2 separate regions of the Mus musculus genome follow, and region 1 is linked to region 2. Evidence: chromatin loops called from intact Hi-C (ENCODE). Cell type or tissue: left cerebral cortex. All regions are shown on one strand. Each heading gives the region's core, and the rest is flanking DNA. Links, peaks and the distances in the headings are about the cores only.

What was found. A loop is a pair of places that touch in the nucleus more often than their neighbours do. Peaks named below come from ENCODE experiments on the same cell type or tissue, not always from the same donor. Only the 100,000 strongest peaks of a DNase experiment are listed, where the experiment ranks them.
Region 1: a loop joins it to region 2, with 2.4 times the contacts of the local background. A loop is called at or near these places in 2 of 42 quality-filtered maps.

What each region holds. Positions count from the first base shown.
Region 1 is chr2:181,759,914-181,768,473 of GRCm38, forward strand. It overlaps Myt1 (myelin transcription factor 1), which reads left to right and starts at 7,116. Exons shown (of 23, transcript NM_008665.4): 1 at 7,116-7,428. In left cerebral cortex, for the core only: no CTCF peak of the experiment used is centred there; DNase peaks (open chromatin) are centred at 4,998, 6,912, 7,216 and 7,525; H3K4me3 peaks cover 1,734 bases; H3K27ac peaks cover 1,271 bases.
Region 2 is chr2:181,832,902-181,841,461 of GRCm38, forward strand. Pcmtd2 (protein-L-isoaspartate (D-aspartate) O-methyltransferase domain containing 2) reads left to right here and starts at 4,953. Exons shown (of 7, transcript NM_153594.3): 1 at 4,953-5,083; 2 at 8,254-8,437. In left cerebral cortex, for the core only: no CTCF peak of the experiment used is centred there; DNase peaks (open chromatin) are centred at 4,962, 5,582 and 5,998; H3K4me3 peaks cover 1,943 bases; H3K27ac peaks cover 1,389 bases.

The DNA.
Region 1 (8,560 bases), core at 388-8,387, 73 kb before region 2:
CAAGTGAACTGTCCACTGAATGTGTTTTTTTGTTCTGAACCCAAGTGAACTGTCCACTGAATGTGTTTTCCCTTCTAGCCACACAGCCTTCTCTCTCTCTCTCTCTCTCTCTCTCTCTCTCTCTCTCTCTCTCTCTCTCTCTCTTCCTCTCTCTCTCTCTCTCACCCCCTGTGGGTTTAGTTAATACTCATCCCTTCTAGGAGATTTTGGATAAGCACAGTATCCTAGGCCAGCAGGCTCCTCATTCACTTGGGTGTTTGAAATAAATTAGCTGAACTGGGCATCTTGTTGAACTGCCTTTCCCTGCAAGTCACTCTGAGGTCAATTACACCCTATTCTAGCTTGGTGCATAGGAGATAGACAGGAAAGTGGTCTCTCTCTGGAGATTCCAATCCTACCTGAGGTCTGATTTAGATAGTTCATGCTACAAGGAAATGCTTCATTCCTGATGTGGCGTCAAGGGTAGCTCTCTTTCCATCCCTTCCAATAGTGCTTCCTTAGGCCTAGGCTGCTATAAAATCTGCTGTTAGGACCCTGAGTTTGGGTTTCTTGGGAGCTTGAAGACTTCTGACTGGAGTTTCTACTGAGTGACTTCTGCTCTGCAGACCAATTTGCTTAGAGGCCCGGCTGGCAGCTTGACCTTCCTTGCCTCTACTAATCCTGTAGGGTGGGTAGGGGTATGGGGAACAGGGAGGGAGTGGGGAGCAAAGGTAAAATGGGGGGACAGTGGGGAACAGAGCAGTTGATGGTTAGAGGAAACTGGAGCAGAAGTGAGTGTAAGAGAAGTGGGGAAAGGCAGCTACAGGTACCGTGGTGGACAGTCAGGTCTCCCCTTTCTGTCTGTTCCTAGCCATGGTTGTAAATCTCCTTAGATGAAGTGACCTTGGACAGGTTATCAATGCAGAGGGGACTGCTAGGTTATGGAACCTTGAAGTGTGTGTTGGGTGGGGGGGGGGTGGAGACAGTGGCTGTTTTCAGTGAAGCAGTGCAAACATGTTCTGGGTGGGTAGGTTTCCCCAGGCTCTATTCTACCCGTGTCAGAGCAGCAGGCTAGCTGACTTGTGGATGGAGTCCTGGCTCTGGATCCTGAGATCTTAGGCAGATCAAGCCAAGACTTAGGCATGGCAGACATCTTGGCTCCTATGCTCTGGTTCTGTAGAGGATCTGGGAGCCCTAAAGTTCTGGATTATGTCAAGGGGTCAGGGCAGAGAGACTCTGAAATGTGTGCTAGGGGTACCTTTTTAGAGATTCTTAGAATACTTTTAGAACTTAGGATAGGCTAGCAGAGACATTGTGTGGTACTGCATGCTGGTAATGTCATTACAGGTAATGTCAGAGATCTCCCTTTTGGCCAGTAGCAGTTCCAACTATGGTTGAGAATCCAGGGAAGGCAGATGTTGTAGCTAGCCAGAGCTCAGAATAAAGCTGGGTTAACAGCTGCTGTCAACAACCAGAACTGTGCTTTAAACATAGGGCTGTGACCTGGGTAAATAAACACTCCTAAACTCTCTTGGGCACACACGCTGTCTGGTGATCTCTGACATGCTGTTGGCAAGTACTGCTTGCCTTCAGTACCTAGCTGCTGGGGCTCAGGGGCCTCCTAAGTCAGAGTTAGGGTTGAACTGTCTTGATAATTCAAAACATGCCCAAATTTAAGTCTAGGATCTATACAAAGGAAGCAGCACTCCAGAAGTGTCTCCTTGATTTCTACTAATGTCCTTCAGGGTGGGTAGGCGTTCCAGTCAGATGGAACAAATGAGACTTGATAATTCAGGCATGGGGGGTCATGATGCATGGGGGGCTGCTAGGTTATGGAATCTTGAAGTGGGAAGGGGGGAAGAGACAGTGGCTGTTTTCAATGAAGCGGTGCTAACATGTTCTGGCCCTGTGTAGTGTTCCTGGATCTTCATTTGACTTATAAGGAAACTGAGTTACATAGACATTGACAACCTGTCCAAGGTCACTTCATCTAAGGAGATCTACATGGCTAGGAACAGACAGAAAGGGGAGACCTGACTGTCCACCACGGCACCTGTAGCTGCCTTTCCCCACTTCTCTTACACTCACTTCTGCTCCAGTTTCCTCTAACTATCAACTGCTCCTGTTCCCCACTGTCCCCCCATTTTACCTTTGCTCCCCACTCCCTCCCTGCTCCACTTCCCCTCCTTTTCCCACTTCTTATTGCTACCCATTTTATCTCAGTTCTCAATTTTCTCTCTTCTCGTTTGCCCTACTCCCTTGTATCCCAATTTCTCACATGCCCACGTGGCTCCCAACGCTTATGTCTCCTCTTGCCTCACATACCCATTACCTCAGATTCCTTCCTTCTCCCTCTACTCACCATGTCCCCCATTTCTTCCCAGGTTCTGATTTTCTCCCTGCCCTCTCTTTCTATGTGCCTTCTATTCTCTCCTGATCCCACCTCTCTTTTTCTCCTTCCTGTCACTTCAACCAGTTTCAGAACTTGTCACTCACTCTGTTCTCTGAGTGACACAACTTGCCTTTGTTTACAGTCCTACCTCTACTCTAGACTCATATGTGTAGCCTTTGCCTAGGTTGCCATTATCTCTCTGTGACTAATAGGCACCCAGACATTCATAAAAAGCCATAGATTTCTGTCCTGATCAACTCATGGCACCACTCAGAAACCCTATGATCCCAGGTGGCTCTCTCTTAACTTTAGTGCCCTAGATCCCTTGATAGCCTGGTCCATCCCCTAGAGCATCTGCCAACTTGAGTGGCATCATTGCCTCCTGCCTCCCTGGGCCACTCCTGATTGTCCACTGCTTGCTCGTTTTTCTTCATTTTGGATGTGGGCATTGCTAGAGGTCCCAGGTATGAGGAACATGCTCGCTCTGCATATGCCTCTTACAGAGCTCTGAACAGTTCTCTTGCCTCACCCTTATTATAGACACTACTTCTGAATGGAAGTGACCAGATTGGGCTTAGTCATAAGCTGGGAGAGAAGAGCTTAGGGCTCTCACCCTGGTGTCTACCTGGATAGTTGCTTTCTCAGTACTGGGGGGCCTGTTGTGTCCAAGTTCATTATTCAAAAGGGCCTCAGTGGGCTATCCTGTACATAGGGTAATGTAGAGGACTCATCCCTGAAAAAGCCTGTTCTCCTTCCCACTTGCTGACTTGTTCCCACCAGACTGCAGGCTTGATCTAGTGTGACAGCCCAATTCTAGCCACATCTCCTCCTTCACTGTTCAACTATAGTATAGGGAGGGGCTACTCCTACTCCCCTGCTTTGGCCTGCAGGCGGGGCCCATTGTTTGGGCCTGAGGCCCATTGTGTGGGGAAGGGAGCCTCATTGGCAGGCAGCCGGCATCAATTTGTGATTATGTGCTCTCTGTTTTGATTGGCTGGTTGTGGTCTGTGCTCCCAGGGTCCTGGGACACAGAAGTTTGTGCAGCAACTTTTTCCAGCATGAAGTGACTTGCATCCAGGCTCCAGAGAAGAGGTTCATCCATCTTGCCAGGATGACGCTCTGCGGGAGCTTCCTGGGTGCGTACCATCCCCAGCCCCTTGCACCTCTCCCCAGGCTGTTCATAGTTCTGCCGGGATGCCCTGTCAGTGCTCAGTGTTCTTTTCTGGGGTGAAAAAGTGATAGACATATACTCCTCTTGAATGCCAGCCAGAGACCCTGGGGACATCTTGGGTCCCTTTCGGCAGAGGTGCTGACAGCCCAGAACCCTGTGAAAGCCTCACAGCTTACCCATGGTTGGAAGTTGGGTGGATGGTGGGTAGCGAGCCTGCTTGTATCTTTGTTTCTGTTTAGGACTGCTGGCTGGCCAACTGAGGGAGAGATACTAGCAACCCCTGATCCAGGAGGCTGGGAAAGTGGAGGTGGACTGTGACTTCTCATGTCTTCTTTGTGTGAATGGGAACATCTATACTGGTTGTCTTGTGTCTTCTTCTGCTAGGTACATCCTAATCACACTCACAGTTGCAGGGCATAAGTGTGCATGTGTGTGAGGGAGTCTCATAAACTCATTGCCAAATGTTTGCGAGTGTGAGACAAGCACACAAAGTCAGCCTGGAGTGTGGGTAAAGTGGCTCCTGGTTTTGTTTGCTCCATCTGCCAGGGCCTGCCTGGGGCAGCGCCCCCCAGCCCTCAGCTGTTCTATACAATATTAATGCTGACCATCTCGGCTGCGCACACAACGCCCTAATTGTCGCCGGCAGCATTAAGGCAGGCGCCCATCTGCGGGAAGCTTTCAGAAGGAAACAAGAAAACCTCACCCCCAGCTGGTCACTGGAGAAGGTGGTGCCAATTACAGATGCAGAAAGTTTAGAACAAAATTACTTGAAAGAGTTTTTATGAAGCAAATGAACTGACACTTGGAATGTCTGTGTGCGGATTTGCACAAGTAATTACACCTTATTTGAAATGATCCTACCAGTTAAGCAACAATTAAGTCTGCTCTCCCAGCGCACACAAAGCACTTTCCGAGTGAGCCGACAGCAGTCATAGTTTAGCTTTTCAAATCTCTCCATTTCCTCCTCTGAAAAGTCTGTGGACCCACCAACCCAACAGAAATTGTTTACCTGTAGATCTTCCCAAACTTAAAAAGGCACGTGCAACCTGCCTTCATATTTTTATGAAATAAAGCTTAAAGGAACAGTGTACTATTGAAAAAAATGTTTTATGAGTCTTAAAAATTCTGACAAAATTTTATCTTATATAAGGAAAAAAAGTTTTAGATTATACCTTGCTGTTGTCACAAGCAGGAGCTGTTTGAGTTGGTAGTACACTTTTGGAATTGCTTTGCCTTGCTAGACGAACTGGCAACTGAGGACCTGGTGCATACGACAGGCTTTGGCGAGTAGAGAACAAAGGCCAGCTCCGTGGGGGTGGGGGTGTGGGGGTGTGGAGTGAAGGGAGCGCTGTCCAGAGTGCTGATCAGTCTGCGGCACGCCTCCGCTCTCAGCTCCTTTCAGGGTCGAAGGGAGGTGATCAAACCCCAGAGTTGGCTGGAAATTCTCCACTCTGCTTCTTTTCTGGCACCCCCCGCTTTGTTCTCCAACACTGTCAGACAAAGATCTTGAATCTTTACTCCTCAAACCAGCTTGAAAACTCTCTACATCTCTAACTTACCAGATAGGTTGCCAGTCCTGGGCTCTCCCTGGCTACTGATTTGAGATTTCCTTGCATATTCAAAGTACAGCCCCAGGCAGAATTTGGAGCATATTCTAGTCCACTGAGCTAAAACTCTCAAAGAAGCTTGTGGCTGCTTGAAGGGATAGAAATGCTGACAGACTGAGGTTTGTGCAAAAACACTTTCCATTCCCTCAGAAAATAATGATGCCCCACAAGGATTTTTTTTGTAGCACATATTGGCTTCTCCCTTTTGTCTTCTCTGTTTGTGTTATTTCTTAAGTTTGATTATCATGAATCTGAATTAAATGGCTTTCCTGGAGTCTTCAATACTGCTGGGTAAGGTTAATTCAACACAGGCTCTCCCTTCTACCCCACCTTCTCCTTATAACAATGGCACACAGTGCCACCCCGAGCCTGCATTCTGCCGATAAGGCTTTAATAGAATTTCTGAATGCTAAAGGTTTGGGATGTAAAATATCCAGCTCTGACAGCTTGTTCAGAGGAGATAGAGGTGGATTTTCAGGAGTGCTCTCAGCCGAATGTGTCCTTTTATGCTAATGGATAGGAGTTCACGAAAGAATAGGAAAATGGTGGGCAATCATTGTAGGACTCTCAAATGTCCTCCCTGGGCTAATTAATATTTCATCTTGTTTGACCACTGGCAGGCTTGCATTTGTTTCATTTTTGCTTGAGCTAAATAAATGCCCCATATGAATTTTGTATTTTACTTGTATGTGTAAGAAATATCATACATAACTTCTGTTTCAGAACAAAGCTCCTTGTTTTATGTACAGTATATAGAGGATGAAGTATGTGTTAGAAAGGATTGTTCATGAAGGAGAGGCTTCTGCTTACATTCCACAAGGTCCTTACAACCTGTTCTCCTTGCAAAAACCAGCATACTTGCTCTATCTTATCCAGACTTCTGGTGGCCCAAGCCTGTCTATGAAAATCAAGCAGGACATGGTATTTCTGCACAACTTGCCAGGAAACAGTATTTGTTTTCTATTAAAACCTGAAATGACCTCTGTGTTGTGCTGTGCATGCTTTGTTTTCTAGATGTGGCAGTAGTGTCTTCTCAGGATCATAATTTGGCTTTCATTTTTGTGTTTTCCAGTGCAATTTCCAGTTCTGATTTGTCAGTGTGAGGATGAGTTTGGGGTGACAAACGAACCCGGGGTTCTCCTGAGGTTGTTCCTGTGTTCAGCTCTGTAAACTGAGAGAAACTGAGAATTGGCAGGTTAGGAGGTTGACAGGCAGGCTGTATCTCCAGGGCGTGTGTCCCACAGACTTTCCTTCTTGGTGTTTTGGCGGTCGCTCCTTGCAGACAGTGAATTTATGTTTCTAGGGTTAGGATAGCAGTGCTTAGAGATTTTTAAAGTGTTTTTTGTTTGTTTGTTTGTTTTGGGAGAACTTTAGTATCAAAACATTAAAACAAAAAGGGAAAGTGTGTCATTGAAAAACATCTTTTCTGCTCTGTTCCTTGTGAATATACTTTACTGTTTCAATCTTTGACCTTAGGTATCATTTCTGAAAAAAAAATCCACCCTAATTCCTGGTACTTCCATATGAAGATGAACCCATATAACACTTTTAGTTCATTTGAGAAATAAATTCTGCAATCCATTTTTTATGATGGGAGGTTGTATTCCTAACCACCAATAAATATTGTAAAGCACTTTCGCCAGAGCCATGCTAACCCAGGGCATCTGTCATTCCGGTCGCTGCTATTAGGAATTATTGGACTGAACCACTTGCAGAAAAAGAAGAGGGGAGTGAGCATGGTTGGCATAATGCTTCTTGCTCTTTTGTGTGTTTTACATTTGATAAAACCCAATCATGCTGTATATTGATTATAGATATATTTAGGCAGATTTGGGCACATTTGTTGGTGAGGCTCAGAACAGTAAACAGGAAAGCTATTGGTTTGGAGCACCTCTCACCTTCAACTTGGCAGATCCATCTTTCTGATGTTATACTGTAAATTTATTTCACCTCAGAGAGTAAACAGATATATTGGAGCCCCAAGGGTTCATGGGTAGCGTATTTACAAAGGAGCCTCCTCCGCCAGCCCGTGCCACCGCTGCTAATGAGAGCGGTCATTAAGTAAATGAGACATCGCCTTTAGCTGGCTTAGGAGTTCGCACACTGAGGGGAGAAGATATTTAATTGAAACCCACACACAGGCTTCCCCACACGTGACTGCGGTGAGGGAGGCAGCTGCCTTCCCCTCCCCCGTCCTCCCCCCACCCCCCCATGTAAATTTCATGATTGCTTTCCGTGATGTCATTTTGAAAGAGGACAGACAATAGCTGTGGGGAAAGGTAAGTCAATGTTATGTTCTTTTGCTGACAAAGGCAGATACCCAGGGCTTAGCTTTTCCCCTTGGACAGAGGGGAGGGCTAGAGCAGAGAGGATTTCTAAGAAAGCTCTCTTTGCAGAAAAAGCAGGTTGGGGGATGTCTTTTTAAATTGTTCTGAAGGACAAGGCTTTCTTCTCCCTGTCTGCCTGGGCTGTGTGTTCCTCCTCTTTCTCTGCCCTTCCTGCATTTCTGAGATTCTCATGGGCATGTTGTGTGTCTAATAGAAAAGGCATAAGGGGAGGAGGACACTGTGGATCAAGACAAGAAACTTTATCTGTATTTCTGGAAAAGGAGCACAGATGTGCCTGGCCATGGGACACAGAAGATCTGTGTCCAGGAAGGATGCTGACCCCATATGCAGGTCTATCTGAAGCAGAGACTTGGAGCTTGGCTGTTTCTTGTGGGACACACACTCCAGGTACCCAGAAGAGATGATCCTGGGAGCATTTTGTCTTCTTGTCACATACTTTCAAACTTCAGGAGCAACACCCAGGGAGCATGTGTCTGTGGGATCCAGGGGTAGCATTTGCTGTTACTGTTCTCAGTTCCTCCTGTGTGTGTTTGTGTAGTTGGGATGTGCAGTTGTTTGTAGTGCCAGTGTAACTGGGTTTTCATGTTTAAAACTAGGAAGTCAGTTTGAGCTTTGAACACAGAGATGCCATTGCATACACATGTGCTCTGGAGGAGTTGGCTCTGTTCATGAGATTTATATTCTTTATGAGTCAGGATAATAATCAAGTATAGGGAAGTTTGTGTATGAGTGCTGTAGCTACTCATTGCCTGCTCCTTTCAGACATGGATGCTTTCTTGTTTCAATATAATCTTTGAATCAGTGGATATCATTGGCTGGTAAAGTTGGTTGTTTAATTTCTGAAATAAAGCTTCTAAGAAATGGCTTGAAGATTACATGTGTCTGGTCAGACTGTGTTAGCTGTAAAATAGCAAACAACAACAACAATAATAATAAACAATGACTGTGACTATTAAATTGTTCTTTTTTTTTTTTTTTTTTTTTGAGGGGGAGAGGATGCATTTGGTTCCACTGGCTTAAAAAAGAATCTTAGTCCTGAGGGTATCTTTGAGGCTAGTGGCCA
Region 2 (8,560 bases), core at 526-8,525:
CTGGACTGCCTGTAGGGAGCCAACTTGGAGCTGGCCTCAAGACCTGGCAGCCGGCTATCTTTTTGCTTTTCACAGTCAGTGGCCTCAGATCACTCACCAAGACTGACACTGAAAGAACATTCCTAGACTTGTTTCACTTTCTCATCATTTCCCATCTATGCTAGCTACCATGAACAATTGGAGGCTATCTGTTGTTTGTGGCCACCAGATATATGTGACCACAGCTGCCACAAGCTCATATGTGTGGGCATAAAACCACCACACAAGATTCTCCTATTTATACATAAAGACCTGGTTGACATCCATAGTCCACTGTGTGGAGTCATCTATTGTGGCCACCTCCTCTTAACTAAGCTGGGACTAATATCCACTGCAGTTTTCTGAATAGCTTTTACTTACAGGGTACCACCCCTTGAGTTTCCATCTCATAGTTCATAAGAGACAAGGAGGAGTACTGGCAGGGACTGGTTCAGATAAAGGTGGTCATGAGCTTCTGACAGTGAGATCTTGGGTCCCATCTACTAAAAGTGTCCCAACCTAGGCTTCTTTGTATATGGCCTTTATAAGGCTTTATGTCAGCAGCATTTCAGATATGAACACATATAGTCCTTATATAGACCCAGCCAAAGTGACACAAAATTGATACTTGCAAACATTTCCCAGGGCCCATGTAAAACTAATTCTTTTTTTAAAAAATAGTGTTAAGACTCTTTTCCCAACTATTCCACACATGTAGTTCTATATCTTCATATTCTTGTGGTAGCTATGTAGTAAACAGCAGAGAGACTTTGGTACCTGTCTGAAGACTACTAATTCTATTCTAAAAAGCCTAAAATGAGGAAGAAAATTCCTTCCTTATTCCCTTCAAGATGACCTATTCTAGTCAGGTGGTTGTGGTGGCGGTGGCACATGCCTTTAATCCCAGCATTTGGGAGGCAGAGGTAGGTGGTTCTCTGAGTTTAAGGCCAGCCTAGTCTACAGAGTGAGTTTCAGGACAGCCAAGGCTACATAGAGAAATCCTGTCTTGAAAAACAAACAAACAAACAAACAAACAAACAAACAGAAAGATGACTTATTTTGGCTGTTTCTTTCAGCTCAGCTGCACAGTGGTGATGTCTTGTGGCAGATTTTGTATCTTGTCATTTTTCCAATCACAGCTGCCCAACATTAACCTTTCCTAGTAAGGTTCTTTCTTAGGATTCTTCTACCCACCTCCAGGTTGGCACTGATAAAGTCAAATAACATTCAATGTATGCAAGCACCCAGAGGCCAGAACACTGAGCTTAAGGCAAAAGTACTCAGAAAAGACATCAGAAGGGTGGAGTAAGGAAGGGACTGAGGACAGGGTGGTTGCCACATGGGGGAAACTTTGCACAGTTTGAGGCATGTCACCTATTGAGTTTCCTGTAGTCAGCATTGAAACAGCTTCCCTACTACCAAGTTCCAAGCATAAAAAGAAACATGCAGCTATTGTCTGATGTACAGACACAGAGTACCTCAAGAGCCAGGTTTTTGGCTGTGAAACTTCAACTGGATTTTTTTAAACCAATATTGTAATTGCTAAGGCACTGCTTGACTATTATAAACAACAACCACAACAAGGATAAATGAGGCAAGAAGTGGTATCTTTAGTGATGAGATCAAGAAAAGAGCTGTCTTTCACACTTAACCTTGAGGATCTTGTGCCTGCCATTCTTTTGTGTATATCTATAGTTCCATCTGGAACACTGGGTTTCATGCCTGACAAAAACAAAAACCCAAAACCCAAACTCTGTTGCTTCACAGTGTATAGGTCGGCTCCTGAGTTCTTTTAGTTTTTAGATGTCTGGAAATTTTCCAATTAAAAATGCAATGTATTTTAAATTGGGGAGTTTTATGTTTATAGATAATTTCAGCCACAAATAGTTTCATGGATTCCTCACTTATGCACAGATTCTTTTGTTCTTAATAGCTTACATTAATATACATTGTTAAAATGGATATCAATATATATTACTATGAACTAAAGTCTATAGTTTTCATTAAGGTTCATTCTTGAGATAGAATATTATGTGTTTTTGTGGCACTGGGACTTTGCTCAAGTTAGGTAAGCACTTGCTCTACCATTGAGCTACATCCATAACTTCCTGGTTTGGGCAAATGATGATCACATGTTTCTACTATTACAGTATCATACGGCATCATTCACTGTCTTAATAGTCTTTCATGATCGACCCTTCTCTTGCCATCACCGAGGTTTTGAGAGTTTCTACGATTGTTTACTTTTCCATAGTTCATATCATTGGGATCACACAATATGTCATAGCTTTTCCATATGAGTGTCTTTCATTTAGCAGCAAGCACTTGGAAGCTGAAGAGATAGCTCAGCTGGTAAAGTGTCTGCCACGTAAGCATGAGGACCTCAGGTTAAATTCCCTAGTATTCATATAGAAAGTTGTTTAGTGAGAACTCTCCAATTTTGGTTTCTTTAAGAAACACAGAAATATTATTAGACTGTGTTTTCATCTTAATCCCAGGTGTGGGGATGTGGGGCTGCTTTGGACGGACCACAGCAGCTGACTGTGATTTGCCTCAGGCTCTAGCAGAGGCCTTGTTTGACAGTTCCAGATTGTCTAGGGCCCTGAGAGGCAAGGTGGGTGGAGACTGGTCATTTGGGGGCTGTTTGCAGTTTGTTAGTAGTTGTGCTCAAAAAAGAAACAAGAAGAAAGAAATTTGATTCACAGATATCTCTCTCTTCCTTCTGTCCTTCTTTCTCTCCTATCTATTGATACAGGATGATGCAGTGGGGAGGGGCAGTGGGTAAAGGGTGAGAAAAAGAACCCACAAAGTAGCTAAGTCCAGCTACAAAGTTGGGCATGGTTCAGAGCTGGGGAAGCAGAGACAGGAGGATCCCTGGGGCTTTCTGGGTTAAACTCCAGGTTTAGTGAGAGATAGTTGTCTCAAAAAATAAGGTAGAGAGAAATAAAGGAAGCGACTAGACATTGATCTCTGGCCTCTACATGTACATACACACATGTTCATGTATACTTATTTACATATGCATGCAAACACCACAGACACACCAAATTTAAAAAAAGCAATTAAGTGTGTAAGGTTGCTACATGTCCTTTCATAGCTCAGTAGCTCACTTTTCAAAAAATCCCTGATTAAAACAGTTATGTGGCTATACCTCCCATCTATTTAATATTTTTTGTTGCTTCTAATGTTTGATGATTACAAATGAAGCTGTTATACTACCTACATGTGCTGGTTTTGTGTATAGTGGTAAATATCTAGGAATTCAAATGGTGATTTTTTAAAAAGTTTTATGTATGTTGGAATAGTTTTGTACAGCCCTGGCTAGTCTTGAACCTATTACACTGCCAAAGTATGACCTTAATCTCCTGGTCCTTCTTCCTCCACCACTAAGTGCTGGCATTACACTTGTTTGCTGTCACATCTTCTAAGACGTTGCTTAGTTCAGTAGCAAACTGACAAACTATTTTCCAGAGTATCTTTATTATTGCTCATTCCCACCAGCAATGAAAGTGATGTGCTGCTGTTGCTCTACATCCTCACCAGTATTTGGTGAATTATAGATTTTATAAATTTTGGCTATTCTAATAGGTGTGTATTGATATCTCATTGTTTTATAAATCTGCATCACCTAATGACAAATTATGTTGATATGTTCATATGCTCATTTGCCATCTGTATATTTCCTTTGCTGAGTCATATGTTCATAGCTTTTTCCCGTTTCTATTTGTGCTGTTTATTTTCTTATTGTTGAGTTTTAAGGATTTTTAGAAATCCTTTATCAGATATGTGTTTTGGGAATATTGTTTTTCAGTCTATGTCTTACCTTTTTATTCTTCTGACAGTATATTTTACAGAGAAATGATGCCAGTGTTAAAAAGATATATTTTACCTTTAAGTGTGTGTGTGTGTGTGTGTGTGTGTGTGTGTGTGTGCACATGCCTGAGTGCCTGCAAAGGCCAAGTGTCTTGGGTACTGGAAATCAAATTTGGAAGAGCTATGTCTCTATTATTTTTACACGTGGATGTCTAATTATTCCAGCATCTTTTGTTGAAAAGACCAGCACTCCTCCATTGAATTGTATTTGTTCTCTTATCAAAGGTGAGTTTACTATATTTGTATAGCTCTAACCTAAGTTTTGTATTTGATAGCATCAATTTATTTCCCCCATATGACTCTTGATTACTGTAATTTTAATAGTAAGTCATGAAATCAGATGTTGTTAGGCCTATACTTTTGTTTTGTTTTGTTTTTGATCAATATTGTGTTATCTAGTTCGGGTCTTTAGCCTTCCCACGCAAACTTTAAAAAATAGTAGAATCATTTTCTCCTCATTCGTACCACAATCAACTGCAGGTTGAGTGACTTTCTTACAGCTATTGACTCAGGCGTCCAGACTCCTTCCTTCTTGACACTACTTCCTTCAACATGTACCCTCCAAGCAGTATAGAGGAGATGTGCAATCCCAATGAAATAGAACAAAAACTCAGAACAATCTTGAAAGGTAGCCCTAAAGATCACTTAGACTTTGGTCTATTTTGTAGGTTTCTTAGAAGTGGCCAGAACTGCTGGTTCAAGGTTCAAGTGTGCAGATGGCCATCCCCTGGACCAGGTAGCCTGGCAGGGTCAGGGCCGGCAGTCATTTGTGTTGTAACTCCTGCAGGAGAGTGGACCCAATCTATCACTCTTGTTTCTTAACTCCTGCCTTTTCTACTGTGGGGGCTTTGTCCTTGAGTGGACATAAGCAGGCAAAATGCCCTTCTCCCGTCGACACGCCAGCATCTTCTCATATCATTAGGCCGGGATATGCTCGGAGACCACCTAGTGACTGACCAATCAGGCAGGGACACACTTAACTCAAACCAGTGGGTGGAAAGTGGCAGGCTCGTGGGCTGTGCCGTTGCCCCTTTAAGAGTGTCCTCCAACCGCACATGCTCAGTTCAGGTAGAGCCCGCGCACGCGCAGAGGTAGCAGCGGATGTTTACAGCGGCTGAGGTCCGTCCGAAGCGACAGAAGCGTCTGAAGAACTGCTCTCCGAGACTCAATACGGGGGCTGCTGAGCGCCGAGGTAGAGCCGTCTCTGCCCCTCGGCCCTTCCCTCCATATCCCTTCTCCAGCTCTGGTTACCCGTTCCCCAGCGTCCGTGTATCTTACCATCTCCGAGAGTTTCGAACCCCAGCGCCTGTCACCCCCGCCCCCCCATCTCCCTGCCCAGCACCTCCCTCCCCTCCAGCGTGCCCCCCCACCCCCCGCCTGTTGCTAATTCTGGGATCTGATTGCTCTAGTTCTACAACCTATTTCTAATTAAGTAGGAAATGTTTGCAATTAGCTCAAGGGCAAGTCGGGCATTGACCATGATTGAAACAAATTATACCTAGGGTGGATATTGGGAAGAAGGCAGAGTATCCTACAGAGGAGAAAAAAAAGACCCCTTTGGGGAAAGATCTAAAGTAGCTGGAGAGAACCCCTGGGGCCTGGACCCTTTGTTTCTTTATTAGGCCTGTGCCTCTGCCATCAACTCCGTCATCTTGAGTATCTGCCCTCTGCTCTCTTGGGCCCTGCACTGTTGTTCTCTGTTCTTATTGAAGACATTGCTAAAGTGGGCTCCATTACGTCTGGTAGGTTGTCTCTAGAACGAGGTATTTAAGAGGCTCAGCACTGATTATATATAAAGGGAATTGAAGTGGGCCCTCTTGAGGTGGTGGCATTTGGTCTCTCCTTTTGCCCTGGCTTTTCTCCATCCTCCTCTGAGACCTTGCTGGGAGACTTGGGAGAAGGGACTCATTTTTCTTTTTTTCTTTTCTTTTCTTTTTTTTTTTAATTTCGGTTAGTCCCAAAGCTTTTCCACGCACGAAACAGTAGGAATTGTCCCTAGTCAGTACATACTACTGGTCAGCTTTCATTCAGATGCAGACCACAAGTGATATGCATTTGAGGCACACCCTCCAAGAGTTCTGGTTTTCAAGACAAGAAGCCTTGGCTATTTTCCTCGTTCTGCTGGCAGGATGATGGTTTAGAATACATGTTCCTAGCAAGGTATCCCCTAAGAAAGTGACATCCACTTGACTGTGGGCCAGCTGTCGCAGTTTTTTCAAACGCAGTATAGATATGAAACAGGGTTCTTTAGTCCAGCTTCACTTGTGTTGTTGTTGTCCACTTGGGGTCCTGTGCTGCTCAGTTTTTTTCCTATGCCCTTTTCTTCTGTTGGCCTGTGCTAATCAGTTCTGAATGGGAACTGTAATAAGCATTACAGCAAGTAGCAAAGTGTGTATCGTAGGGTAGTAAAGGAAGGACAATCTCCTAAAAAATAGTTCTTTGCTTTCAGTTGGAATCTACTGCACTGCATTCTTGTGCAGTGATACTGTTTGGTTTGGAGAGAGTATTTTCAAGTATGTTTTAGGGCTTTCTTTCTTTCTTTTGACATGGTGACTGATCACATCTATCTCAGCAGCAAGTAGTGATGCTTCTATGCAAGGCAATATTAGATTGTCAGACAAAGCTAATACTAAGTACCACACTCTATCATTATTCACCCACTCTCCACCAAAAGCAATTGATAGGGCTACCTTGGTGTTCTGTGTAGTCTAGAGAATGATCTACAATAGTCACACTTTCTGTTTTAAATGAGTGAATTTATTAAGTATATATAGCAAGCAAAAGTAAAAGAACTAGTTAGTAACAGAAGTAGTTGATAGAAAACATCAAGTTGAGTATTCACTTTAGTAGGGATGACTGGGATAGCACAGTTGAGAGACCAAACAAAAGGTAACAGCAGAAATCATCTGCGAAAATTCCATTTGAAGCAGCCATTTGAAATTCCTGATAGAGAACCCAAGTGAAGCTTCCAAGTTAAGAAAAATAGATAGATAGATAGTAGATAGATAACATCATCAAGTTGGGCACTTACAGTCATCTAGTAGAAATCAACTGGAGAAGTTGAGGCTGTCGGTTGGAGTTACCAATTGAACTTTCTTTTCTCTCCATGTTTGAGATTGCCATGGCTGAACTTCTGGTTTCTTGTTTCTACCAAGGCATTTTTATACCATGCAATAAACAGTCTTGTAAATGGCTAGTCTTTTAGCTATTCTCAAGGACAAATTGTTTTACTCTTGCGCTGTTTTGTTCTTCCTTTCACCCATCATAGAATTAGGTACCCACCAAGCTCCAGGAAGAGGTACTTTGGAGAACATTTGGAGACTACTAGAAACAAACATACTGGCGTTGGTACAGGAGAGTCCTCACTCTCATCATCCACTTTCAACAGACTTAAACAGCATATGACAGTTTACCAACACAATGCACATTATACTTGATTATCAAAGTATTAACAAGAAGTTAACAAAGAATGGTGTTCTTTTGTGAGTCTTTAACACCTGTATCCATATTGTGTACAAAACAAAAGCCTTTGGCTAAACAGTGCTGGTTTTACCACAGCTCCTCTGGCAGTCTGTGACTGTGAGCAGTTTAGTAACTCAGACCAGCTTGCCTTACCTTCTGATGTTCAATGTAGTGCTGTCTGGTAGGTAGTAGCTATAAAAACAGGTGGCTGATTTTTATTATTATTATTATTACTGGAATTCTTTTAATGTGGAATTAGCTTTTACTTCAGTAAAAAAATTCAGTAACATAAATGTCTAGTACAAATGAAATATATCTAATGTGGTACCTGCTGAAGATTAATTTATAGAACTGGGATAGGGTGAAGAGGATGGCTTTCTTGATTATGTAGGACATGTGTTAAAGGTTTTTTCCTAAACTGAGCTGTAAGCATATAAATACATTACTCTATTTTCAACTGGTGTCCCAAATTTTAATATGACTATTTTAGATCAGTAGTGTAGCAATAGAACTAAGTGGCTTATCTAAGATTAAGCCCAAGCTTATTAGCACTAGGGACTAGTTACAACTTAGGGCAAGGGCTCTGAATTCACTTGAAAAGTAGATTAAATTTTAATAATTGAACTGTGATTTGAAAATCTAATATTTTTCTTGACTATGAAGATGGATTATTTCATCATAAAATGGAAAAGAATTTATATCAAGAAAGTTTTTTTTTTTTTTAAGATGCTAGAGTGGTAGTTGATTTTCATTTCTAGGCTTAATTCTCTAGCACTGCTGTTACCAGTTGTGCACATGGGTGTGTCTAGGGATGGGTGTGTCTAGGCCCTGTCTCCAGTATTCCAGAGAGAAGACTGGGAACAGGGACCATAGCATAATTGTTGTTATTGTTTGAGACAGGTTCTTATATAATCCACGCTGGCCTGGAACTCACGGAAGATCACCTTGAACTCCTGAGCAGGAGCTGTTGAGATTCAGAAAGTCTACTAATCTTTTGTGGTTTGGTAGTCTTTCCTTCAACCGTTTATATCAGCATCACCAGCTTTTAAGAAATAAAGCCATTAGTTTGGAAAAGTCACCCGAGGTCAGTATAAAACTGGGGAGGATATTTTTCATTTTCTAGAAAGAAAAAGACCTTTCCGGGGTAAAAAAATATTCCCTGTTCACTGGATCATGGAATATTGTTTTAGTAGTTGTACCTAAAGGG